Linked DNA regions of Homo sapiens: region 2 is linked to region 1. A link is a contact called in ENCODE Hi-C or POLR2A ChIA-PET data. All regions are on one chromosome and are shown on one strand. Each heading gives the region's core, a stretch centred on a gene start or an enhancer-like site at or near the end of the contact. The rest is flanking DNA. Distances are from core to core; before and after follow the strand shown. Region 1 holds the start of LINC02674 (long intergenic non-protein coding RNA 2674). Region 2 has its middle 70 kb from the start of LINC02674.

Evidence for each region. A loop is a pair of places that touch in the nucleus more often than their neighbours do. ChIA-PET counts read pairs that join two places held with the same protein, here RNA polymerase II (POLR2A).
Region 2: a loop to region 1 is called in a map of sciatic nerve, with 14 times the contacts of the local background. The contact joins the enhancer-like site here to the promoter of LINC02674 in region 1. A Hi-C loop is called at or near these places in 1 of 168 maps with a recorded cell type or tissue (sciatic nerve). POLR2A ChIA-PET finds 5 or more read pairs at or near these places in 2 of 52 experiments (K562 and MCF 10A).

The regions. Positions count from the first base shown.
Region 1 is chr10:117,733,517-117,736,486 of GRCh38, forward strand. LINC02674 (long intergenic non-protein coding RNA 2674) reads left to right here and starts at 1,403. Exons shown (of 3, transcript NR_187475.1): 1 at 1,403-1,835; 2 at 2,687-2,832.
Region 2 is chr10:117,803,198-117,806,086 of GRCh38, forward strand. No RefSeq gene overlaps it. Among named protein-coding and RNA genes, the nearest start is that of LINC02674, 70 kb to the left of the region's middle. Within about 2 kb of position 1,439, at least 2 of the 41 ENCODE cell types and tissues checked have a DNase peak (open chromatin) inside an H3K27ac peak, as active enhancers do.

The DNA of each region.
Region 1 (2,970 bases), core at 153-2,652:
TTTTAAAGCCAGTACCCTTTTCTCTTTCTTAAAAAAATAAAACTCTTAAAAAAGGAGTCACCTTTCAATCATAAAATTGTACTTTTCAGAATTGGGTGAGTCCAATGGTAACAACAGTAAAGGCATTTTACTCCTTCCCTGACCTGTTTTCCTGGGTTATCAGGTTTTCTTATTTTACATTTTAATTATTCCCTGAACTAAATCTGCATTTCAGCTTGCTTTTTGTCAATCAGATTTTTAAAATTCTACCTTTTTATTCCTTCATCTTTTCTACTTTCAACCTTCTTTTCTGCCACTTCTCTTTATTTTCATTTGCAAAAGTTGCTGTAACAGGTTGTTACCCTCTCTGCACACAGCTTCCAATGTTACCAACCGGATTTTTGTATTTGCTGTTTTTCCTGACTGTTGAAGGGTTCTTACAGTTAGTAACTGGGTTCTTTTTAATACTCAAGCTTAATTGAACAGTTACATTTTGTTACTAAAAAGCCATGAATGCTAATGGAAACTACAGCTCACTCAAAGCATCAGTTTACTTTTACAGAAGTTGTTAAAAAACCAGCTCTGCTCCAAATTTGCTGAACACACCAGTTAACAGTGATGTAATTTTGGAGAACTGAATATTCTAAATACATTTTAAAACCTTGGTTTAAAAGCTAATCAGTCATATTTACACCACCGTATCTGAAAGGAGAGAAAATGAGAACAGAAGTAACTTTATTTGAGAAACAGTGTGATTTCTTTGGACATTTAAACAAGTCTCAAGTGGGTTAATTACAGTTTGTTCTGATTTTAACTCCAGCAACAGGAATTTTCATGGCATTTAGATAAGTTATCAACTGGGCTAGGTAACAGATAAAAGATTGCATTTTCTTTTCCAACATTTGGGAGGTACACTTGTACAATAAGTGCAACAATTTGAAAAATCGGTCTAGACTTCAACGAATGAAAATTATGCTTGTTAACTGTAGTGTCTGGAGTCCGAGCTGGGGTGTCAGTCTTGCCTATCCCTGGGCCACCGTCAAACAAAGCTGCTAATTCTAAAGCTTTAAGTTTCAAATTGAGAAATATTGTTCTAATATGGCAACAATGGGGCTGTTGTCCTTTCAAGAGCTCTGCGATTACAGGCTCGTTTTATGCAAAACAAATGGCAGGTAATTGTGATTTAATTCTTTTCAAGTAAATTACAGTGAGTGCGTGACACAAAGCTGCTGCGGACCCTCCTTTCTCTGTCAATAGTTGAATTAATGATGGCAGGAGTAAAAACAGCAATTGTGCACAGCGACTCTCCCCGGGTCCCCCACCCCAGCCAAGAGGGAACCTGCCAATCAGGCTGCGCCACCACCAGGCTAGGAAGCCTAGGGTCGCCGATGTTCCAGGATGGAATGTTCTGGTGTCACCGTGCGGGGGGGTGGGGGGTGTCACAGAGCTGGGAACTCGCTCAGAGCCAGGGTCTCTGCTGGGGTCAGCGTCTGTACGCTAAAGCCAGGGCGCAAAGTGCGTGGGCACTGCGGACACTAGAGGCTTATGGCGCTGGAAATACAAGGCCGAGTTGCCGGCGCAAAGAGTTCCCCGGGCGGGTTGGTGATGCGGCGCGCTTTGATAACAGGTTAATCCGGCCAACATTCGCTCCGCGAGAGAGCCATCGGAGGGCTCCGGGAGACTGCGGCGCCACGGAGGGAGAGGCGGCGAGAGGCCCCTCTGCGAGCACCCTCTGGGCGCAGTGCGGTGGGCTATGCTCTGCGCAGCCCCGGGCGCGCCTGGGTTCTCAGAGCCCAAGACCTGAGCCGCTCCGAGCGCAGGGCGCCAGTTCTCTTTCAGAAGCGGGAGAAGTTCAGGTGGGACAGGAGACACGGGGGTGAGGAGATCTTTGAGAGGGCCGGCCGGGAAAGTGGGGGTCGCCTGTGGCTGAGAGGGCCGCATGCCGAAGGTCCCGACCCCAGGCTCACGACAGGCAGCCTGGCACGCAGGAAGGGGCTTTGGGATAGAACGTAGCACCTGGCTGAGTGCTTAACAACGATTGAACTGACCTCTGAAGGACTGTGGGCCCTGACCACTTCCCCTTGTACTTGGAACAAAATCCAAACTCCTTCCTGAGGCCCATGGGAAATATGTTCTCGGGCTTTTGCCGGGGCGTCTGCTCTAAAGTGCTCTGGATTTGAAATGCCAGGATGGAATCCTGCCTGCCCTGTCCTTAAATGGTGACTTGGAGCAGATTCCTTAACCTCTCTGGCCTCCCAGCTGTAAATGGAGTTAACGGAACCCCACCTTCAAGGGCCCTTATGAGACTTCATGAGCTACTAATAGAGTGCTTAGAATGCGGCCTGGCACAAAGTACAGTGCCCAGTAAATATTAGCAGGGGTCACTCCACCTTAGCCATGTCCATCTTCTTCATTTTCCTGGACCTCCCTAACCGTGACCCTGCCACAGGACTTTTGCACTTGCAGGCAGAGCTCTTGCCCTGCCCGTCATGGCTTCTACTTCCGGCCTCAGCTCATCCTTTCTGGATGAGAGGATGAGACCATCAACCATCCCACCCTTCACTTTCATAAAGCTCTTTGTTTTCTTCCTAATATTTATCTTGATCTGAATGTTTGTTGCCATTTGCTTAGCGTTTATTGTCTGTCTTCTTCTCCCCAAAATGTAAGTTCCATGAGAATGGGGACCTTGTGTTTTTGTTCTCTGCAGGTGCCCAACACCTTGATCAGTGCCTGCTTTGTAGTAGGCATTCAAATACTGTGGACTGGATGAATGGAGTCACTTCCCTTCCAACCTGCACACCAACGTGGTTGAACTGCCTCCTTTCTAAGTGCCAAAGTCTGTTTTACAAGGCTGTAAGTGAAATCACTGACATGGAAATTATATTTTCAAAATTAAAGGAACAATTTTCTAAAGAAATCTAGGTTCTCAAGAAGGATGCCAGACAACTGGAGACTTTTCTCTATGTCAGCATCTTTCTACCCTGACAAGTT
Region 2 (2,889 bases), core at 189-2,688, 70 kb after region 1:
CTACCATCCCTGCTCTCAAGAAATGATTGCAGGCCCTTGGCTTAAATTTAGAAAAAAAGTTCCTACTGTGTACCTGTGAGGGATAGAGATGAGTAAGATGTGGTCTCTGTCCTAGGATGCTCACAGCCTCCTTAAACTGCCCCTCAGAACCGTCTGCATGACCCCTCAGAACCGTCTGCATGACCGTCTGTAAGGCCCACAAGGGGAATTATGGGAATTCAAGGAAGACCCCCATGGGAGGCAAGGGGAGGTGGCTTTCTGCAGATGGGGGCCTGGGGATAGGCTAAGGGAACCACCTGGGACAGGCAGTCCCCTGCCCCTTTCCAAAGAGCCTTGTCTTTCAAGCTAGATGTCTGGCAGGGGGAAAAAAGGAATTTTAGGAAGCAGGGAAGAGAAGGCTTTTGGAAGGCCAGGGTCCTTCAGGTGGAAGAAGAGCCTGTGCTCTTTGTAAACAGAGAACCCTATTCCCTCTGGTTAGGTATTTTCCTCCCCCCCTCCTGGGAGACCTGCACTGTGCTTTGAGGAAACCTGTCAGTACAGGACTCAGCCTTTTGGTGGACAAAACCAGAATGGATCCCTAGGTCTGGTCTCTAAAGACCTTTTGAAGTAAGTGGGACAAAAATGTCACCAAAGTGCCCATTGCTTCCTTCTAATGTCTTTGAAATGCTTCTCAAATCTCCTTCTTTGGCCTTTAAGGCAGACAGCCCTGCCAGTCACTCAGTCTGCCTATGCCTCAGTTGCCTTCTCTTACAACAAATCCACTAATCCTCCCCCCCCATTGTATGTTGTGGGAGCGAGGATCCCACGCAATCATACATGTGAATGTAATCATAATCCCACCAGCGAGTGTTTATTGAGAAGCAGCTGATGCAGAGACAGGGACCCTCTCGACAGCCCTACAGTCGAGTTCTCTTATCCTCCTGCTCTTCCAGATGAGGAAACCAAAGTTAGAGATTAGTCCCTCGACAAGTCACACAGCTCATATCGGTGACTTTGCAGAGCCTGCCCCCTTAGGCTCTGTGCTATCCTAGGTTGTATTTCCAGCTGTTATTCTAGTGCTGTGAGTTTTTGCTCATGCGTGGTGTGTCCGGGAAATTGATTGCTCCAGTCACTGGGGGCATTCTAAGAAGAGTTCCTAAACCCCACCCCTCCCCCGATCCCCAGGCCTCCTAGGTTCCATTTTACAGATGGGAAGGACATCACTGAGGGCAGGGGTGCAGAGAGAAGAGGGTAAACGAATTACTCCAGCCCCAGAAGGAGTGCTGGCAGCTTGGAATAGTTGCAGCGCAGACCGGGTTTCCACTCGGCTGCCTCAGCCACACTCCTAGAGCCCGGCTGATAATTGCTCATTATGTGCTTAATCTGGGCACAGCCGGGCCTGGCAGCAGAATTGCATCACATCAAAGAGAGCTCTTCAAAGCAGCAGAAAGCTGGCCCCTGGGGTAATTAGCAGAGGGCCTATTCTTTGCTGCTTGGGACAGTTGGAAGGTTTCGGGCAAGGTCCAAATTGCATGAAGCGAAGCTCTGAGTCGTCAATTCTCTGGTGAACTCAGACAGGCAAGGCTGATGACTCAAATCATGCCGTTTATTTATTTCTTCTTTTATAAACTGCTGAGACATTTTTTTTTTTCTGCCAGCCTGGCCCAGATGCCCTGATCAACTGATTGTCCTCTGCCTCCTGGAACACCATGTACCCTCTCTCTAGGCCGCCGTGTTCTAGGAGGAACCGAAAGAAAATATATTCACGCACATACACACATCACCACCATGACTCAAGAAGAAAACCTGGAAGAAGATGACAGAACCTTGCTTGTGCATAGAGGTGCTCTGAATCACATCACCATGACTCAGTTTCCCCAGTTACCTGAGCTGAGGGGCCCCAGGTGGCAGTCCTAGCTTGGGGAGTGTTGGTTCATCCATCAAAGTGGAACTTAAGGGGCAACAGGCCAGGTACAAGCCCTCTGAGAAAATCAAAGAACGTGACTGATTGCTTGGCATGACCTTCCTTCTCCCTCGCCCGGCTGGAGGGAGAGGCAAGATGATGTTATGTCTCTAATCCCATTTGCAGTCCTCTTTCGCACAGCCAGGTATCCCACTGGCATGGCGTGGAAGTGCAGAAAGTGCTAAGAGACGTTATAATGGAGTTTGGTACCTCTTTTTGATGGCCTGTGGGGCACTCAGGCTGACAGCCTGAGTGAGTTTGACATACGAGATGAACAGTGCTGAACTGGCCAGCGGTGTTCCAGAAAGCCACGGCAAGTCTGCGGCCGGGTGAACACTGATTCCAGGACTGCTTGGTGCAGACGGATGTGGATGGTTTTTCAGCCCGGCTTTAATAAATGGCAAAGTTTTCACTTGCTTGGAAGTTTGGATGAGAATTACTCTTACCCATCTCTTAGCCATATTTTAAAAATGGGCATCTTAAATAATGAGGTTATTGGAGTGGCAGCATTTCCCTGAGCCAGTGAGAGAGATGTTCTCAGATGTGGAACAAAACCCACCAGACTGGGGAGTTGAGTGGGGGCCATGGTAAACAGGGTTTTTATTTCATGGAAATAATACCATGTACTTTATATTGGCTGATAACGCAGACTTTAACATTGCCTTCATGCATAATTTCTGAGCATGGAATTTTTGGTATCAGTTATTTTGTCAATAGTGGGAAACAAATGATTAAGCAGACACTTCAAGATTTGGTAGAGAGAGTGGCCGTTATTATTCCCCAAAGAGGGGCCCTTGTGACCCCCAGGAACAGATCCAGACACAATTGCTTCTAGGATAATTAAAATTATCCAGAGCCAATATGGATTCGCTTCTAGGAAGCACTTTCCCTGGTTTCAGGTTCTCTATCCCACACTCAGCTCTGCACTCATGTGTCCCTCCTACCTG